Linked DNA regions of Homo sapiens: all the other regions are linked to region 1. A link is a loop called in an ENCODE intact Hi-C map of the cell type or tissue named here. Cell type or tissue: heart right ventricle. All regions are shown on one strand. Links, peaks and the distances in the headings refer to the core of each region. The heading gives the core; the rest is flanking DNA.

Region 1 (6,806 bases), core at 638-5,637:
CTTGGATGACAGTTCTTGATTCTTCACCTCTACTCTAAAAATATTGCCCGCCTTCTACCCTGTTCGCTTCGTATTTTGCTAAGCAACTGGCTAGTTTATTTGAAAAAAAAATATGCAAGGAAGTGTTAGTAACTTAACTTTACTAGTCTTAGAAAATAAATTGGAATTGGAATTGGAGTAGTTAAAGCTCTCCCCATTGGGAGCTTCAGGCAATATTGTTCTCAGGACTGTATACTTGGGGTTTGGCAGGTGGAAATGTATTCATTCATTTATCCAGTCAGCCAACCAGCCAACCAGCCAGCCAATCACTCAACAAATGTGCCAGCATATCGATGTTGAACAACACAAGCATGACCCTGACTTTATTGGACTTTGAATCTAGAAGGAGTGGCAAGCATTCAACAAGCAGACTAATAAAGAAATAATTGCAAATAGTGGTAAAGGCTAAAGAAAAAAAGATAAAAGATGGGGCAGAGGACATGCATACATGCAGCGATATCAGGAAAGACTTCTCTAAGGGCAGGTATTTAAACTGAGGTGTGCAGAAGAAGCCAGCCCTGCAAAGACCAGGTCAAGCAGCAGATGAGATGGCAGCGAAAGAGCTTGGGCTCTAAGTCTCAAAAGAGGCTAGCACCATGAGAGCTTGGGATGGGCAGCCAGAGACAGATCATGCATTGCCTTGGAGATCCTGAAAAGGAGTGTGGATTTTACTAAGGTACTAGAAGATCAGGAAAGCTTTCCAGATCTCATCCACATGTAGGATCCTTTAATTTATATTTGTATTTCAAGAAAGTGTAATCTCATTTTAATTTAGGACAAAAACCTTTAGCTCTCTTAACTCTTAGTCAGCACCATCTCACTCCTCTGTAATTTCAGATTCTTGCCCTGCCCAGCATACTGTGCCGGAAAGAGCACAGGTCACCTTTGTTCTTTATGGCGCTACCACTGCCAGTAGCTCGACCTTGAGCAAATTACTCAGCATCACAAATCTTGTCTCCTTCATCTATAAAGAAGGTAGGATTGGGGTTGATCTCAAAGATCACTTTTGCTCTAAATTAATTTGACCAAAACAAGAAGAAAATAACGTCTTACCCTCCCATGGCTTGGCACTTACATTTCCTGCTGCAGAAAAAGTGTGATTTAGGGGGTAAAGAGCATGATTTAATCTTTACCTGCATGCTAATTCTTCTACCTTGAGCAAATGACCTTATCTCCCTAAGCCTGCTTCCTTGTCTGTAAAATACACATAATAGCCATACCTACTTCATTGGGTTCTTACGAAGATCTGGGGGCATAATTATTCACAGTGCCATTAATATCATCAACATGCATAGAGCCTCCCATAACAGTTTGGCAGGACTTGGATGGGGGAAATAATGGGTGTAAGACTTGAGGCATAATACCAAACAAGTCTTGGGACTTACTTTCATGAATCAGCATGTACTGTGCCAATATTAAGGGTGAACCAACATGAGCACTAGATCTGTTTGGAGCCCAGAGGTAAAGTCTGGTCTAGAAACTTGAGGCCGTTGAAAGGTTTTCAGCTCAAAAGGTATTAGCTCACTTGATGTGAAACACATGGTCTATTGGGAACCTCAAGAAAACACCAGCCATCCACAGTTCCCATCTCTCGTGTGTAAAGAATGAAAGGGGGTGGCTGGACAAAGCTTTATTTTACCAGATATAGTCACTGCCAGCAAAGAAAGAAGAAGAAAACAATTAAACTTCTCACATGAGCTAAATCAAATAAGCCCACCAACCTCTTAGTAAAATATACAGGCATTAAGTCTGGCTGCCTTGACATGTGTTTAAAGACTACCCAACTTTCAGAGGAATTGAATAAATAGACTTCAAGTTGTGCGGCTCTCAGGAAAATTTCAAAAGTAAATGCCATTTGATGGCATTGTTTTCCCCTTCTGTTCATAAAATTCACAGAATCACAGGGTTGGAAAACAAATAAGAAAATAAGAAATCATTTCACCCCAACCTGATTTCTAACTCATTGATTTCATAGGTCAAATGATTCTGAGCAAGATGATCCTGAAGTTCAAGCTGTGACTCAACTGCTTAACCAAATAAGATACATGCACTCATAAACACCAAATCCTCCTTACTTCCCGGCAGGACTTCCCACCTCTCCACCAAGGTCATCAACAGTACCAATGTCCCCACATTCCACACCCAGTAAAAATGTCTAAAGGGACAGAGAAATCTAAAAAATGCACTAACAAATCTCTGAGGTCAGATTGCCTGGATTCAAATTCCAGTGTCACCGCTTACAGGTTGTGTGAAATTGGGTGAGTAACTTCTGCAAGCCATAGTTTTTTCATCTATAAAATCGAGATCAAGTTGTGACTCAACTGCTTAACCAAATAAGAAGAGAGCTGGAGTAGAAATGAAGACTAGGGAGCAAAAGGGTAGGTCCAATTTTGACGACATTTTTATTTCTCTGAGGTCTCAACCACATATTGGCCAGCTTCATTTTGTATAATTCCAAGAATATTCTGCTTATGCAAGTACTTCCCAGTCAAATACGTCCTTTGAAATTAGTAGGTGTGTTTCCTGGACTTGGCTGCTTCCAGTTGTCGGCCATTTGGAAAGCCAGGAGGAAATGAGGAAGGGCGATAAGGACAGAGGGCTGACAGGCTGCCAGCTCTAGTTCTATTCCTGACTCCACACAGAGGAACACAATGATAAGTAGTCATCTAAAAAAAGAAAAGTGAATGGGGTGTGGGGCCCTGCTTTCTCAGTAATGATTACTCAGTTTAAATAGACAAAATATTGTATGATAAGTTGGTTACCAAGTTGTATGTAGGCTACAGCTTGTATACTGGAAAGTAGGAAGGACAGAGGGAAGGAAGTGGAGGGTGGGTTGGAAGAAGAGCAGGGAAAGACAAACAGGTAAGCATGCAAAAATGTACTAAAATATGAATTAAATGGTCATAACCATTTATTGAGGACTAGGCTCTATACTCTATGCTTTAAAGATATTTTCATGTCAGTCCTCAAAGAAAGATATTCTTTTTCAAACAAAAAAACCTTCATGGTTTGTTATTACTTCAGAAGGCTTGAGTGGCTTTTTTCTCTTCTCTTCTTATACTATGGAAACATTGCTTTGGAAATGGAAAACAAATGTTTACTGCTTTTTTTTTTTTAGATGGAGTCTCGCTCTGTCACCCAAGCTGGAATCTAGTTCCATAGAACTAGCGCAGTGGTGCAATCTCGGCTCACAGCAGCCTCTGCCTCCCAGGTTCAAGTGATTCTCGTGCCTCAGCCTCCCGAGTAGCTGGAATTACAGGCATGTGCCACCACACCCAGCTAATTTTTGTATTGTTAGTAGTGATGGAGTTTCACTATGTTGGCCAAGCTGGTCTCGAACTCCTGACAAGTGATCTGCCAGCCTCGGCCTCTCAAAGTGCTGGGATTACAGGTGTGAGCCACCACACCCGGCCTGCTTTCTGCCTTATGACTGGCCCTGTGTCTATAAAGCACTGAGTGAGGCAGCTGACCACCCAGCAGACAAGGACTCAGAGGAAGATACCAAGGAGAATACAGAGTATGGCTTACCCCTGATCAGAGTGCACAAGAGACCCAAGGAGCTCAACAAAGGTTGAAGCCCTGTCAGAAATCCTTTTACTGATCCTGCTTCCCTCTATGCAAACTGTATTGCACCTCTTAACTCTCCAAAAAGGGTGGTTAAGATCCACAGGAAACTTCCCCTGTTGTTCAAGCTAGTCCTAGATGGACTATTTTAACTGAGTCAACTTGTGACTGCCAAGCACTTACTTGAGAGTATTAGTTTGTAATATAAATAACACTTAAATATACACAGTTTTCCCTTATTGAAAAAAAATTGTGTCTTATATTTTAGAATTGTAACAGTAGAGGCATTTAAGAGAACAAGCTTGTAACAACAGAGTAAGCACCAGAACAATCTTCTCTAATTGGGAGGGAAGTTCCTCAGTTTTCCATAACGGCATTGACATTACATCTCCAGATGCTCTGCCAGATTGTTAACTCTACACCCCACAGTATCTGATTTTGGCAAGCTTAGATCAGGACACACAACTGAAGTCAAAACTGCCTAGGAGCCATGTGAATAAAGACCAAGTCTCAATTAGCGGGTCAAGAAACAAGCTAATCAATTAGCAGCCGGGCTTTCTCCAACTCACCAAATTAAGATGCCTTTATAAGCATAGATGATCTTTGTAAATGAACTTTCCCCTCCAGTTCCTCCTCTGGGAGGTTAGACTTTATAAGAAAATAGTTGTATGAATCATCTATATTTCTAAAAAATACTGAGTGCCTCCAGGTGTGACACAGATGGTGGACAATAAAAGGGGAGAAACCATTTTTCATTAATAAGGCACATAGATACATGCACTCATAAACACCAAATCCTCTTTACTTCCCGGCAGGACTTCCCACCTCTCCACCAAGGTCATCAACAGTACCAATGTCCCCACATTCCACACCCAGTAAAAATGTCTAAAGGGACAGAGAAATCTAAAAAATGCACTAACAAATCTCTGAAGTCAGATTGCCTGGATTCAAATTCCAGTGCCACCACTTACAGGTTGTGTGAAATTGGGTAAGTAAACTTCTGCAAGCCATAGTTTTTCCATCTATAGAATTGAGATCATGTTAATACTTTCCTCTTGGGATTTTGTGAAAATTAAATAAGTTAATGCCTAGAAAGTAACCAGTATGGTGCCAGACACCAGGTTTTATGGTCAGGACATAATTGCTAACCTGTAATATTCCTTCAAACAAAAAGAAAGAGAAGAGGAGAGAGGAGGAGAAGAGAAACAGAAGAGAAGCAAAAAGGAGGGAAAAAATATTTACTTTATCCTCTTCATATTTCTGTGATGATGGAAGAAAATTTAGCTGAACATCTTTAGGATGTGTTGCAGCCAAGAGAAGTTAGATGCCCTTCAGAAGAGGGAAGAGGAAAGCCAGGAAGAAACCAAGTGTCTTAGTCTGTTTTGTCCTGTTCTGTGCTATAACAGAATATAACAGACTTGGTTATTTATTATTTATTTGTTTATATATTTTGAGAAAGGGTCTTGCTCTGTCACCCAGGCTGGAGTGCAGTGGCCCGATCACAGCACACTGCAGCCTCAGCTTCCCAGGGTAAAGCAATCCTCCCCAATCAGCCTCCTGAGTAGCTGAGACCACAGGCATGTGCCACCATGCCTGGCTAATTTTTGTCTTTTGTAGAGATAAGGTTTTGCCATGTTGCCCAGGCTGGTCTCAAACTCTTAGGCTCAAGTGATCTGCCTACCTTGGCCTCCCAAAGTGCTAGGATTAAAGGCATGAGCTACCATGCCTAGCCCAGCCACATAATTTATAATGAACAGAAATTCACTGGCTCATGATTCTGGAGGCTTGGAAGTCCAAGATCAAGTGGCTGTCATCTAGTGGGGGCCTTCTTGTTGTGTTATCCCAATGCAGAAAGGCAAAGACAAGGTGAAAAAGAGATCAAACTCACTTCCTCAAGCCATTTTATAATTGGCATTAATCTATGCATGAAGGCAAAGTCTTTATGGCCTTCTAACCTCTCAAAAGCCCCATCTATTAACCCCGTTGCATTGATGATTAAATTACCAGCACATGCTTTTGAGGGGGACCCATTCAAACCACAGCAGTAACAGAAACTGCCGTATCATGAATATCGATCATGTACCAATTATTTTGTCCATATCACCTCACTTTCTGAAGAAACGCACACTCCAGAACTGCAGGCTTCTGCCACATGTCACACAGTCAGTTGAGCAGTGGAGTTGATATTTAAACTCACGTCTGTTCGTCTATAAGGTTCACCTCGTACCACCACAGCTGCGATGTCAAATTTGATACAAAAATCATTTGCATGGTTTGTCTTATTTTATCTGTCCTTCCCAACAATGCTGGTAGAGAAAAAAATTAAGCTGTAATATTATTTCCAAAGAACATTATATGATCCTTAGTTTTTAAACTCAAACTCTGATTGACATACTAAGGAGTTATAGGCTTGGGTTATTATTGTTGTTAATGTCAGACTCTCATCAAAAGGAGGAATTACACTTCTTAGGAAACACCCTGAATAAAATTAAGTTTAAAATAGGACCTGTCTTTCCAGGTACCTCAAACTCCAGAGGTTTCAAATTAGTCTAGACATTCAATGGCCTGGAGGCAAGAGTCGGGAACAGTTGTCTATTCTCACTGATCCAATTAAGAAGGACATGAGAAAGACTATCAGAGAGGTGTTTACTGCACACAAGGTTACCAGTGGATTCTTCCTCCAATTCTGTTGCCCAAATTATTGAAAAAGCCTCCATGCTGCTCTCCCAGCTCCTACTTTTGCCCACCCCAATCTATTCCCTGAGTTGTGGTAAAAGGGATCTTAATGTGCATCAGATCATGTCACACTCTTCCTCAAAACGTTTTTGTGTCTTTGAATTATCCTTAGAATCTACTTCAAAAATTTGATATGGCCTTTGAAGTCTTGAATGATCTGGCCCCAGCCTCATCTTGAGCCACACTCATTATCCAGGTTTTTAAAAACATGAACAAATTTTGTTTACGTGACCAACTCTCACCAAACATTTTCTGCTTCAGAGCCTTTGAATATACTGCTGTTCCTACCTGCAATAATCTTCTTTGCCTCTCCTATAGTCCCAAGCCACCAACACACACACACACACACACAAAGACAACCAACACAACCATTCCCACTGCCACTTCCTTCTCGTACTTTAGGTCTTCAGAGAAGACTTTCCTGACCCACAGCCTTCAGTACTTCTGGGCCCACACAGGCCTCCATC
Region 2 (6,806 bases), core at 966-5,965, 120 kb after region 1:
TCATTTCAATACTCGTTGAGTACCAATTATAGGCCAGGGTTTATGCTAGATGCCAGGGATTGGGAAGTAAAGAAGAATAATGCTATGCTAGAGAAGCTGAGTCTAGTGAGAGGAGAGAAATGTAAATCAAGCATAAATTATTTGACGACTTCTCTGTCTCTTAATTAACCTTTGAATCTCAGACTGTCACAGGATAGATGCCCAATAAGTATTTATAGAATATACTAATAACTGCACTATATTGTTTCCCTCAACCTCAGAAGAAAAGCTACATTAGAAAGGAAGAAATCAGACTGGACATGATGGCTCATGTCTGTAATCCCACCACTTTGGGAGGCCAAGGCCAGAGGATTGCTTGAGGCCAGGAGTTTGAGACCAGCCTGGGTAACATAGCGAGACCCTGTCTCTACAAAAAATTAAAAATTGTCCTGGTGTAGTGACATGCACCTGTGGTCCTAGTTACTGGGGAGCCTGAGGTTGAAGGATCACTTGAGCTCAAGTATGAAGTTATCATGAGCTATGATCACACCATTGCACCCCAGCGTGGAGAGCAGAGTGAGATCCCAATCAAAAAAAAAAAGTTAGCCCATACCCCTACACGCCTTCATACTCTCACCTACTCAGCCTTTGCAAATCAATGCCTAAGGAAGAGACTTCCTATATTACTCCCAGAGTGCATGGTACAGGGCTCAGCAATGAGCAGTCAACTGAAAGATTGAGCTCTGTGGAAGTACAAAGCCCTAACAGCTGTTGAGAGTTTAACTTGAATAATCCATAAGGTGGGATGTTAACCCTAGGGACCAAAATAAAGTCAACAACCTTCCACTTGAAGCATATCCAGTCTACATAGATCACTGCAAGTCCCTGAAGTCTGTGTCAAGGACTTGTGAACATTTCAAGAAACGTCAATACCTCTAGCACTGCCCCTATTTTAAAGAGAAGTAAAGGCAGTATATACATCCAGAAAATATCCAGAAAATAAGTCAAACCAGTGCATTTGTTAAGTCCTGGGGTCTCCTGTGGCCATATTCTCACCTCCAGTTCTGTTCTCAGTCTTCTCGATCCCTCTGTGCTGCTGGGACTCTCTTGGTTTCTCTAATAAGTAAGTAGATCTTTGGGAATGTCCTTGGCAGATTCTGCTTTGGAGAAATTAACAAACTAAATCAAACTGACAAAACATTTAACAACATAACTTAAAGCAAGGTTGTTCTTTCCCTAAGAACAGGGCACCCTCAGCCTCTTCAGGTTTCTAGGTAACATTAGAGGTTCAGAGAATCTCTAGCCTGCAAGCTACCATTTGTGGGGTCTATGGAGAAAATAGAGCACTGATTTCTATACCCAGCTGGACCCGCTTCTTCACCCAATTGGTCTTCAGTGTGTCCCCTCCTGCTCATCCCTCACTCCCTGGCCCCCACTGTTCCATGATAACTGATAAACTGCCAGTGTATTCATACTATTTAAAACAGAGAGTATCTAAAAAGATCACTACAACTTACCAGCCCCTTTTATCCTTGGGCAAATTCCTCTTACTTAGCTAACTGCTTTGTCTGGCCAGAAACAGCTTTGTGAAATATAATCCAAGGTACCATGAAGTTTTATAATCTCTTTCCATTAGATATACAGCCTACCCTATATCTAACCCCAACAGTTGGAAATGATATTAACTGACCTCTGATAAGTATCAGAAACCAGTTGCTTCTCACTACTAATCATCTATTTTTGGAACTGAATGCAAAGGAAACATATGCTCAGTCATGACTGTGACTCTTTAAAACAAAGTCTGTTCATCTTTCATCTTCCCGCATTGCTTGATGATTTTTTTTTTTTTTTTGCTCACCTACTCTGACCCATCACTTTAGCCCTGAAAATTTCAAAAAAAAACATGGGTGGGGGGATTGTTTTTCTTTTCTTCATCCCTTCCCCACCCCAAATCCTTATCCCTGCACAACAGCAAACCACATCTTACCTATGTGGAATGCAGAAGAAATGTTTTCCTTTTGATATTAAAAAGTCCTCCCACCAACTAGGTAAACATTGGCCACATCACAGAGCTGGTATGTTATTGCAGAGCAGAGGGGAGCACAAACCCAGAGTTTTTTCAGGGTCGTGTCGAAAGGAATCTCAGGCTTTGGCTGCAACTCCAGGGAAGAGATGAAAACACTGTGTACACGTGTCAGAATGCCAACTGCAATGGCATGCATGGATTGCTACAGTGACGAGGATTTGATTGAACAATGGGATCTTCTTCACAAGTAGTTTTTGGGATTCCCTCTCCTCTTCCAAGACAGGATCCTGGCTGAGATCAAACACTGTATTCTTGGAGGTTCCAGCAACAACAGGTCGACTTTTGAACAGTGCTGTCAACAGGGCATCATTGCAATCCAGTGCTTTGAGAATTGCTGAACAAAAGCAAAGTGTCAGACTGTGTCACAGGGATCAATCAGTCAAGGACACATCTTCCCCATGTCCTTAGGGGTATGACATTCTCAACTACCACTGTAAAGCAGAAAAGTGGGACCAGAGAAAATTTAAGTGATTATTCTCATTGCACCCAGGTTTCAATATGGACAATTTGTGATGATCTGAGATGAAGTTGTGACGTTGTGAAATGCACCATTGAGCTAATGCAGTTGCACTCCAAGGCTTCACAGAGGGAATGTGGCATGCTGGTCCCATTCTGTGTTTGATTTGCTTGATGGTAATAGGAGAGTTATTTCAACTCTCTTTCTCCATTTCTCCATCCCTTAGGAAAAAAAGATCATTTTAATCCTTCAATAGAGCATCCAAGAGGATTAAGAAATAATAAGGTCTCTATGTGAAAAGTCCTCCATTGTACCCATAGAGATTTCATCGATTATTAATAAAAACACCCCAAGGCTTCCATTTTTCCTTGGATTCTGAGTATGTGGTTACTTTTGTTCATGGCATCCAATGGTAAGTTAATTTTATTAAGAACATTTTTAGAAAGCTACAATGTCAGAAGTTGACACTACTCTCTTTCCAGTCCTCTATTCTTGGTAACATCATTAAACATCAGCTGGCCCCAAAGGCAAGTTGCACCTTTTTTTAATCTAACAGCCATTCTGTGGATAGCATTTGTTTTCCATTGCTGCCAAGGAGACAATCTGGCTCTCATTTCCTTTGAAGAAGAGCCCATTATGATGAGTCAGGTCTACACTGGGAATAATTAGGTCAAATAAATGAGCCCTTCCAGCTGCCTATAGCATCACTCAACACCCCCCTGTTGCAGATGCAGGAGACATTTCTGGAGCAAAAGCAGAGTTTATCTGTTGTGAGTTACCCCTTCCACTTGCCCAAGGGATGCTATCAAAACATATGCAAGGTAATTATGGCTCCTCTCTTTGCATCTGGAAAAGTGAAAACTGATCCATAAAATCGCATGGAGATCTCATTGTCTTTCTGCCCTACCAGAGAAGGCTCCTGCAGCATGAGGAAATAAGAACCAGCTGACAAGCTCGGGCAAGACTCCTGCCTTGTGTCACATTTGCCCTCATGGTCTCCCAGCCACCTTATCCTCAGTTGTCATGTCCACTGGCAGGAGAAAAAGGAAATTCAATGATGTTGGAGTCATGTACCAGCCCTTTTTAGTATTCCACTTGAGCCGATATCTGCAGCTCATCACTCAGGCAAGCATCTGGCCCAGCCACCTCCACAACTCACACTCTCAGGCAGTTTTCTTTTGTGTTCAACATCTCATATACACAATAGGAGACTAATCTGGGGCTGAATTAGAAATACAAACTGCTATCCAAGTTAAAGATCTCCCCTGCGCCGATCTGGGTACCAGAAAGTGGAAAATGAAGATTAAAAACCATATATAGAAAAAGCCTTTCATCCAAGAGTCTCATTACTCAGAGAGAAAAAAGAATCTTCAGTTTTGTTTCTCTCTCTCAACTTTATCAAACCATTTAAAGATTGCTATAATGTAGGAACCCTCATGAGTTGCACCACCGAATTCCACAACCTGGAATTTTATACCTTACATTAACATGGGTCACTGACCTCCTCAAAGGGGCTGATGATGCATTTCAGGCTGGCCAGATCATGTGCCTTTCCCAAGGAATATGTGGTCTTCAAGATCCCATCACTTAACTTTCTAAATCTAAATCACCATTTGAAGCCTCTCGTGCAAGTGGTTTGTCTTGAGTTGTGTTTGCTTTGCTTGCCCAAGGGGTTTTATTACTCTGGGTTACTCTAGCTCCAAAGGAAATGAGAATATCAATATCTACACTCTGTCTTTTAAAAAAAATTAGAGGAATTTGGCCTACATTGCAGTAGTAACTCAGAACAAAAGACTGCTCACCAATCCTTGCTTCCAAGCTGCCTACCCTATAGTGATCACCACATCTCACATCTACCAGGAGGTAAATGATGCCTCAGTAGAACCTCAGGAAGGAGAGGACAGCTGTGAACCTCAAAAATGAGCATATTTGCAAACATTCTGGGGCAGTAGCCTATCAAACAAAGTTTATCACAAAATAGCTTTAATTCAGTCATTGTTGAGTGACTGCTGAATGCAAAGCACTTTTACCATACCTGTTCCACCCTCACTTGTGAGCATCAGCCTTGCTGTCCTTCAGTTTTACAGTAAACCCTGCATCCAGAGGCCTCCCCTCCTCAGACACCATCGTAATTCCTAGTTATGGGAGATAAGGAAGGCTTTCCTTATGGGGCTCAATTTAAACTCTCAATGCTGGCTCACAGACCAGCCCCTACAGATTCCCCTATCTTACCTTCCTCTGACGTGAAATCTTCCAGGTGTAGGTTAAGGAGCCCTAATCCCACATTGCCTATGGATTAACCCAGGAAAGAAGACATCATAACCCTAAATGAAGTACATTAATTTTTTTAATCTGTTGCAGCCTTTAATCAATTTCATTCACTTGCCTTGCCCTAACCTAACTTCCTCTCCTGGGATGTGTCAGCAAGGCTCATTACTAAGAAACGCCAGCGTCACCCACACCACGATCTTGTGACTTCAGCACCTCCGATTCCATGAGCAAACCTCAGCTGTTCCAAAGTGAAAGAGTATTTCACCTCTCCCAAGAGGCTGGGTCCAAATCATGCTACCGACTTCAAAGAGGAGGAGAGATGTGAGGGAAGAAGGAAGATCCCCTCATTGAGGCAGAGGAGCAACCTCAGGTCCTCTGACACCCAGAGGAGGTGCACAGCTACATTTACTCTGGTATCTCCAGACCACAGGTGCAGCACGGCTCACATGTGCAATGAATTCAGCATGTGATTTGGGTAGAGTGTGGGAGTGGATGCTCACACGTGCAGCCACTGAAGCCTGGGCTGTGCTCAGTGAGGCGAGAAGAGGGGAACTGAGGTCTATCAAGATCCATTAATTCATATGATCATTGTCCTAGCTGGTCAGGCTGGATTGAATTCACAGCAGGGTGGCCTCATGGCCCAGGGTAGGGACCACAAAAAGTTTTAATTGCTGATAAAACAAATAGAACAAAACTTTAAAATACAATTTTCTGCTCCCTCAACCCCCGGCCCCACCCCATGTCTTTAACCTGTGATCGAAAGGATATTAAGATCTTGGGTGTATCAACAGTCCAGAGGACAAGAAGGAAAATCCTGGGATGTGAAATATTCTGCAACAAGGAAAGCAACTGGAGAGGCGACTAAATTCACTGCAGCTGTTCTGCCCTCCTCTTTTTTTCTCTCGCTCCCTCTGTCTCTTTCCTGGAAGTCCCCTAGTAAGAAGTAAAAGAGATAATGGCTTTGGAGTGCATGTTTTTCCTGGAATTGGAAGGAATTTTAACAAAGGAGCCCTTCAGAATGAACCCCCCACCCCTGCTTTTCACCTGAAGTAGGACAAGATTGGTGCCCCCAACATCATTCTCCATGTGGCCCCAGGTTGGGTTGGGGGGTGAACACTACTGATAAGCTCTTAGCAATTTCCCTATTTGTGGACTCCGAAGCTCCTTAGCTTGACAACTGATGAATAAGTTTTCTTTTGTGGGATAAGAGTAGATGACCTTTTCCCCCTGAATTCCCATCCTGGGGCCGGGGAAGAGAGCCCAGGATCCCTTCTCTTGGCCTTCACACCGTGGGAAAGAGTACCTAGAGTTAAAAGCCTGATAAATGCCCTCGAACAGCTTTGAAAATCACTCAGCGTGAGCGCTTGCCTCCTGAACAAATGTCCAAGTTGTATCACTACGGGAATGGCTCTCGGGTCACAGACACAGAGGTGATTCTCTTTGTAAATAGATTCATGCCACTTGTCTCCTTTCTGAAAACAGTTTCAAAAGAATTATTTGGTGAAGTCAGTTTCCTAGGAGAATCCATCACACTTCCCCAGAGATATTTCCACCCTTACAAACCATTAGATAAACTTAAAGAACAAATTAGTCCTCGTGGTAGGCCACCCCCACCCTATCTCCAGTTCACCACTTCAATCATGCTAGTTTTTCAGTGGATTTGAAGCCAAGCTTTCACATCAGAGCCCTCCAACCAAGAGCCTGAGTGTATAACTCATAAGAACAATCAAGTAACAACGTTTTTCTTTCCATTCCTCACATCTGGTATCCGCTGCCTTGTGAATGGGGTGCCCCTCAGCAGGAAGGGTTAGAGCTAGGGTAAGTGTGTAGGGAGTAAGCCTTGAAAAGAAAGAGGTGGGGAAAGAGCAGCAAAATCAGGACTGTCCCAGGAAGTGACTGTCAGTCAAGGGTTCCGAAATCCCTCAAATAGCTACTTCTGCTGTCTTGGTTTTGTCCATCTCTCCTCTTTTTTTACATACCTGCCACCCTAAAAACTACGAGCTATGCCTAACG
Region 3 (6,806 bases), core at 709-5,708, 70 kb after region 1:
TTCTTCCATTCTCAATGTTTCTCTTTACAACTTTTTATTTAGAAAATGCCAAGCTCACCAAAAAGTATAAGAATAATAAAATGAAGATCCATGTACCCTCCACCTCCATATACTAATTATTAATATTTTGCCACATTTCCATGATATCTCTCTAGTCTTCATATACAAATACATGTTTTATATACACATATATGTATGTATTTAAGTGTGAAGTATATGCACACACATACACATTCTTTTGGAGGAACCATTTCAGAGTCAATTACAAACATTATGTCATTCCTTAAGTGCTTAAGTATGTATATCCTACAAATATTTTCCTATAGGACTGCAATACAGTCCTCACTATCAGAAAATTTAACATTGCTACAATATTATTTAATAGTCCCTATTTAAATTTCTCTATTTGTCCCAATAATGTTCTTTACAGATTTTTTTATTATTGTCAGTGATGGTGATAATGATGATAGTATCTGTGATGGTGACAGTGATGGTGGCATTTTAATCCAGGATTCAATTGAGGACCATACATTACATTTAATTGTCATCCTCGAAGTCTGCATTAAACATACCCTAATCAAGCTTTCACCTCTAACACTCTCCTCCACTGGTGACCTCTTGTCAAGATCACTAATGACTTTCATGTTCCTAAATCCAACATCCACTTACTTTGCCTGTAAGCAGCATTTTGGCATGGCTGATCATTCCCTCCTCTTTGAAATACATACTTTCTTCACTTAGTTCCAAGAAATTCTAATCACCTAATTTTCCTCAGTAATCTAGCCATTCTTTGTCATTCCCCAATATCTTAATATTGGTCCCTTTTTTCCTTCATCTGCACTTGATTAGTGATCTCAAACAATATTATGGCTTTAAATAGCATATGCCAATGACTCCCAGTTTTATAGCTCTAGCCCAGACTTCTCACTTGAATTCCAGACTCATATATCTAACTGTCTTTTGAAAAGAGAATTTCATAAAGAAAATCTGAAAGAAAAGGAATATGGGGAAGAAGTTTCTTCCCTTATTTTTACAGAGAGAAGTAAGCTTCTTACTTTTAATTTGTATTTCTCCTTACATTGGTTCTTGAGTAAAAATACTTACTGTTATTAAAAATTAATCTCCCCCAAATGAATATATAATGTAATGCAATTCCAATTTGAATCTCAACAGATGGGGTTATTTTGTAATTAGATACCTATTAAAGTTTATATAGATTTATAAATGCCTAAGAAGAACCAAAATGAACATGAAAAAGAAGGAAAAACAAGACACAGAGCACACTACAAAACCAATATAATCAGATCAATTTAATAATGGTAGAAATAGACACGCTAATCACAACAACAGAATAGTAAATACAGAAATAGATCCCAGTACAAATAAGAGGTGAAAATAGAATGAAGGCATGGAAGATGTGGATTATTTAATGAATGCTGCTGTCATAAGTGGCCACGTGTCCAGAAGAAAATAAAAGTGGTCTTCTATACAACATACAAAACTGAATTTCATATGGATTAATGGCTTAAACATATGTGCAAAACACAATCTTGCAAGAAAAACCATTCTAAGTCATCTAAATCAGCATAAGGCTGGATGATGCCATTTTAACAAGACTGGAAACTCAGAGAGAGAGAGAGAGACTATTTGTTCACCAAACAGAACACATTCAGGCTAATGTCCACAGTTTATTTATTTTTAAAAAGTTCTTCCAAATTGTCAGGAAGACAAACTAATAGAAAACAGGCAAAGGATATATAGACAATCCAGAGAAGAACAGTTCTAAATAGCCATCAAACATGTGAAAATAGGTATAAATTTATTAGGAAGTATAAGAAAATAACACTTAAAATTTAACAGACTGACAAAAAATTAAAAATAACAATAATACCTGTTACTGGTAGGGATGAGGAGAAAACAGGATGTCGTGGAAATGGGAAATGTTATAGGCTTACTCTATGAATTAGATTAAGGTTACTGGTTAAATAACTTTAACCTTAAGTAACCAACTGCTTACTATAAAAATATTTCTTTAGTAAAATTATTGAATTGACATATTTTTAAAGGCAGCATCAAAACAGTAGCCCCACATAGAAGTCATTCAAGCAGGCTCATTTGCCCAGAGAAATACCCAAGATCCTGGGAGAGGAACCAAAGGGAAAAGGAGACAGAGAAGAAAAGGGAAAGGTAGCTGTGGCCAAAGGCTGAGATTCCCTCCCAGCCGCTTAGCCAAAGCACTAGAAATTTCCTGCAGGATTAAAAAAATAAAAATATTCACCAGGAGTCATGAGTACTGATTTCCAACACAATTAAAATCCTCCTAAAACAGCACTGGAAGCCTCCAGCACACAAATAAGTTATATTCCAGTTGTCTGTAGCTGGGAATGGATTTACCCATAAAAACAGTATGATAAATCTCCTAAAGCAGCTCACACAAATTAAATCACTTACACTGGCAACGAGAAGAAAGAGAAAATGCAAAATCTTGTTGCTAAAGCACATTATTTCAGCAACATTCTGGGTTTGCCTTGGAACCTAAATCCATTTGCATCAATGTTTCAAGGAGTAACAAAATGCTATTCTATTTGTAATAATGTTACAAACTCCATTTGTGACAATGTTTCAACAACGCAAATTCAGTGATTCCTCATAAAAAGAAAATACAAAAGCAATAGAAGAACATCCTCTTGCTCACATCCTATATGTGATCCTGTTTCTCTTCCCAGCTCTCTAGCTGGAGAATAATAACAATAGCAACATTTACTACTTACTCTGATCAAGTTCAGTTCAGGACACTTTTTGCCTGCGTAATTTAATCATCACATAATCTCGTGATCTAAATATTATACTCATCTTATTTAAACATGGCGGTAAGTTCCAAAATACTTAACTTGTCCTCTGCCACTTAATCAGTAGGCAACTGAGAGAGAAATATCTGATTCTCAAGCTATGTTTTAACCTGCTATATGCCACCAAAGTTCCAGTATTCTGCCCCCAGAACACTGGGTCACGTACCATCTGGCCCAAGTCCAAATTCAAGAAATGCCAGGCTCCTGGACCTTTACCACCACACCGTGCATTTCACAACCACCAACCAGAAAAGAATATGTGAGCCTCTGGGCCACACATCTCTGCTCCTGAGAACATTCCTTGGAATAAAATGGATCTGCCATTCAAATGTATGGAAAGATTTGAGATCCATTGGAGGGCTCCTTTGTAGAGTTTTGTGACATCAGTGGAGGCTGTAGGGATAAGGATGGTGTTCCAGTTCCTGAAGAAATTCCACCAGATTCCAACTGGCTGCAGACAATCCACATTCGGGAACATTTTGATTCATGGATGTCCACGACCTTGAGTGCTAGCCCCAAATGAATTCAGCACACAAGGTTCTTGTTTAATAGGTGACCTTCCCAAAATAGCTACAGATATTAGCTCTCCCTGAAAGATCTCTCTGGGGAAGTTTAAGAGACAGATTTGCCTTTCAGCTTTCCAAATCCCTTGTTTGGGGTTTTAGAAAATAACTCACAATCAGAGCACTCCCTCTACCTATCATCACTTTACTTTTAACAAAACTGAATCACTTGGAGCTTTGTACTGTATTTATTTTCACTGATCTCATTTTTTTCCCTTTCTTCATTTTTTCCACTTAAGGGACCATTTTCCCACATTTTGCCTAAGGCTTTTTCCCATGAGAGGTGATAATAACTAAGTGCTGAAAACTTTTGAGATGTTTCATGTAGGTCATTTTGGGTTGTTGCTTTTCTTCTTTCTCTTAACACTAAAGACAAAAGGGATAGTAGGGCAGGATATTATTGAGATATAATAACAGGTATACAGCTTGACTGAGATGAGCTTGTTTCCTAGTTTAGACGAGATGGAATTTTTAAGAGCTGAATTTCTCAAGTGATATCATCATCCTGTGAGGAGAAAAGTCTATCAGACAAACAACTCCAAGGGAGCAGGATACTCTTCAAACAAAAGCTCTGTAAGCCCAGAGGCAGATCAACTCACATGAAAAGGCAAAGGAAGCCAGAGGTCAAGTTGGCCACACCTGGACTCTGTAGGCTTCCAAAGGGAGGAACTGGGCATAGTGCTAAGTCAATGAAAAAAAACACATTTATTCATTCACTTATTCACACTATTTCTTGAATATCTACTAAGTTCATAACATACTGTGCTAGGCACTAGGATACAAAGATAAGTAAGACCCAGTCCTTGCCACCAGAGAATTGCCCCACTCAAGTGAAGTAGCTTCTAGCTTTCGCTGCCATTAGGCTTCTTTTTAACAACGAAAACTTTGGTAAGAATAATGATAGAAAATCTACTTTTTAAATTCATTGGTTGGGAATATACATATGCATATGGACTTACAGATTCCTTTTGGTAAGTCTGGGCAGTACCAGGCACAGAGAAGGACTGGGCTAATGAGATGAGCAATGACAGCAACATGGTGAGAGTTGAACCACCTGTCTCAGCTCTGCCTGAGACAGGACTTTCCTTTTGTTCTAAAAACTTTGGTATCTAGGCCCACTGCCCTCACTCACAAAAACATCTTCTAATTTATTGCCTAATGCCCAAAATTCCATATTCATAAGTATAACACTTCTCTAGCTCTATGACACTACAAAGCACCATCCAAATCATCTCCCTCCTGCACTCTTTACAGTGGCCCTTTAAGGTAAGGATCATTAACAGGTGAGTCGGTTTAAAGGACGGTGAGGTGACTCGCACAAAATCACTGAGCTAGAGGGGTCAGTTCAGGACTCCTCAACCTCAACCATTACACATTCAACTTCAAAGCCTGTGAGCTTTTTACAACATCAAGCTGGTTCCTCTAAAAAAGATTATATTTGATCTTCTAACATGTATTGGGCATGTACCAGATTACAAATGAAAGGACAGAAGGAAGAAAGGAAAGGAGGGAGCGTAAAGAAGGAAAGAGACCAGCATTTAGCTAGGTGCTTTTTATTTTATCATCTCCATCACCCACCCACTTAAGAAGCTATGATTATTTTACAGATAATTTTACATATGCGGAAACTAAATTTCAGACAGATTGAATAACTTGCCCAAGATCACACAGCTTATAAGAAATGGAGCTAGAGGGGCCGGATGCGGTGGTTCACGCCTGTCATCCCAGCACTTTGGGAGGCCAAAGCGGGCGGATCACGAGGACAAGAGATCGAGACCATCCTGGCTAACACGGTGAAACCCTGTCTCTACTAAAAATACAAAAAATTAGCCAGGCATGGTGGCGGGCACCTGTAGTCCCAGCTACTCGGGAGGCTGAGGCAGGAGAATGACGTGAACCCAGGAGGCGGAGCTTGCAGTGACCCGAGATCGCGCCACTGCACTCCAGCCTGGGCGATGAGCAAGACTCCGTCTCAAAAAAAAAAAAAAAAAAAGAAGAAGAAGAAGAAGAAATGGAGCTAGAATTAAATCCCAAGTCCACCTAACTCCAAAGCTTATGCTTCTAACTCCTTACCTCACTGCCTAGAATGTTGTGTGCAACTTTGAGGAACTCATGCAGTATCTAAGTATTATTCTTCTCATCCCTCAAATGGGCCCTTAATAGGAGCTACCATTTGTTAAACATGCTTACCCGCATCTATCTCTTTCAGATCTCACAACAGCGCTGCAAATAGGCATTATTATCTCGACTGCAGTGAAAATGAGATTGAATCTCGAAAGGGCAGACTGAAGGCAGAGCCAGGATTTGAACCCAGGACTCTAGCACTTTCCACTATTTTGTGTCAACTATGCCAGCTACTACACAGGCATTAGGTGAAGAACAAATGAGATAATAAATATGAAAAACATTCATAAAGTATAAAGTAGTACACTAATATATTATTGTTGGAATTATTATCTTTTCAATCATTAAACTGAGACATTAGACACAGAGGTTACAGGCTAAATAACTTACACAATATCACATTGCAAAGAAATAAGTATTAGGTTCTAAGATCTGGTCCAGTGTCTTTTCCACTTTCTGCCCTGACTCAATTCATTAATTTTTTGGCGCCTCAGCCTCCTTCTCAGTAAAATGAGAGCAATGATGTCTAACTGGTTATTGTGAGGATTAAATGATTTCATATTAAATGATTTCATATTATGAGGATTAAATGATTTCATACATATATATATGGTTAGTAAAATTGTTTTTCTTCCTTCTACTCAATACTTTGATTACAGAACCATGCCCTGGCCTCCATGTTTATAATAATTTACCTTTCTTTTTCTTTTTCTTTTCTTTCTTTCTTTTTTTTTTTTTTTTTTTTTTAATAGAGACAAAGTCTCTCTCCATCACCCAGGCTGGAGTGCACTGGCACCATGATGGCTCACTGCAGCCCCAGACTCCTGGGCTCAAGCTATCCTCCCACCTCCACCTCCCAAGTAGCTAGGACTACAGGTGCATCCCACCATACCCAGCTAATGTTTAAATGTTTTTTTCTTTTTTTGTAGAAATGATGTCTCACTATGTTGCCAGGCTGGTGTCAAACTCCTGGCCTTGAGTGATCCTCCTGCCTCAGCCTCCCAAAATGCTGTGATTATGTGTGTTTGTCACCATGCCCAGCCACTTGCCATTTTCACAATCACAAAAAATAAAGCAGCATTTTGAAAGGTCATGTCCATTCTCAGTGGCTACTTCTGGAAACACTGACTACAATAAGATCTGCCCAAAGTCTGCTATATTGTGCAAGCTGCTTGCAGGTAATGCCATGGTAACCTTTGTAGATTTGGTGGGAAATGGTGTTTCTTTCATGTCATCATCCTTTCAGCAAATGTCCCAACTATTCTTTTCA

The links. Hi-C counts contacts between places; a loop is a spot of excess contacts. Peaks named below come from ENCODE experiments on the same cell type or tissue, not always from the same donor. Only the 100,000 strongest peaks of a DNase experiment are listed, where the experiment ranks them.
Region 2: it touches region 1 in a loop (2.5-fold over the local background); 18 of 110 quality-filtered maps call a loop at or near these places.
Region 3: it touches region 1 in a loop (2.7-fold over the local background); 11 of 110 quality-filtered maps call a loop at or near these places.

What each region holds. Positions count from the first base shown.
Region 1 is chr1:219,668,312-219,675,117 of GRCh38, forward strand. No RefSeq gene overlaps it. Among named protein-coding and RNA genes, the nearest start is that of ZC3H11B, 59 kb to the left of the region's middle. In heart right ventricle, for the core only: no CTCF peak of the experiment used is centred there; a DNase peak (open chromatin) is centred at 2,630; H3K27ac peaks cover 1,691 bases.
Region 2 is chr1:219,789,313-219,796,118 of GRCh38, forward strand. LOC105372926 (a long non-coding RNA gene) reads right to left here. Exons shown (of 6, transcript XR_001738473.2): 4 at 1,967-6,265; 5 at 1,036-1,136. Among named protein-coding and RNA genes, the nearest start is that of SLC30A10, 140 kb to the right of the region's middle. RefSeq lists an enhancer at 5,028-5,177. In heart right ventricle, for the core only: no CTCF peak of the experiment used is centred there; a DNase peak (open chromatin) is centred at 3,503.
Region 3 is chr1:219,738,141-219,744,946 of GRCh38, forward strand. All of the region lies in intron 5 of LOC105372926 (a long non-coding RNA gene), which reads right to left. Among named protein-coding and RNA genes, the nearest start is that of ZC3H11B, 130 kb to the left of the region's middle. In heart right ventricle, for the core only: no CTCF peak of the experiment used is centred there; DNase peaks (open chromatin) are centred at 3,063 and 3,317; H3K4me3 peaks cover 2,679 bases; H3K27ac peaks cover 3,275 bases.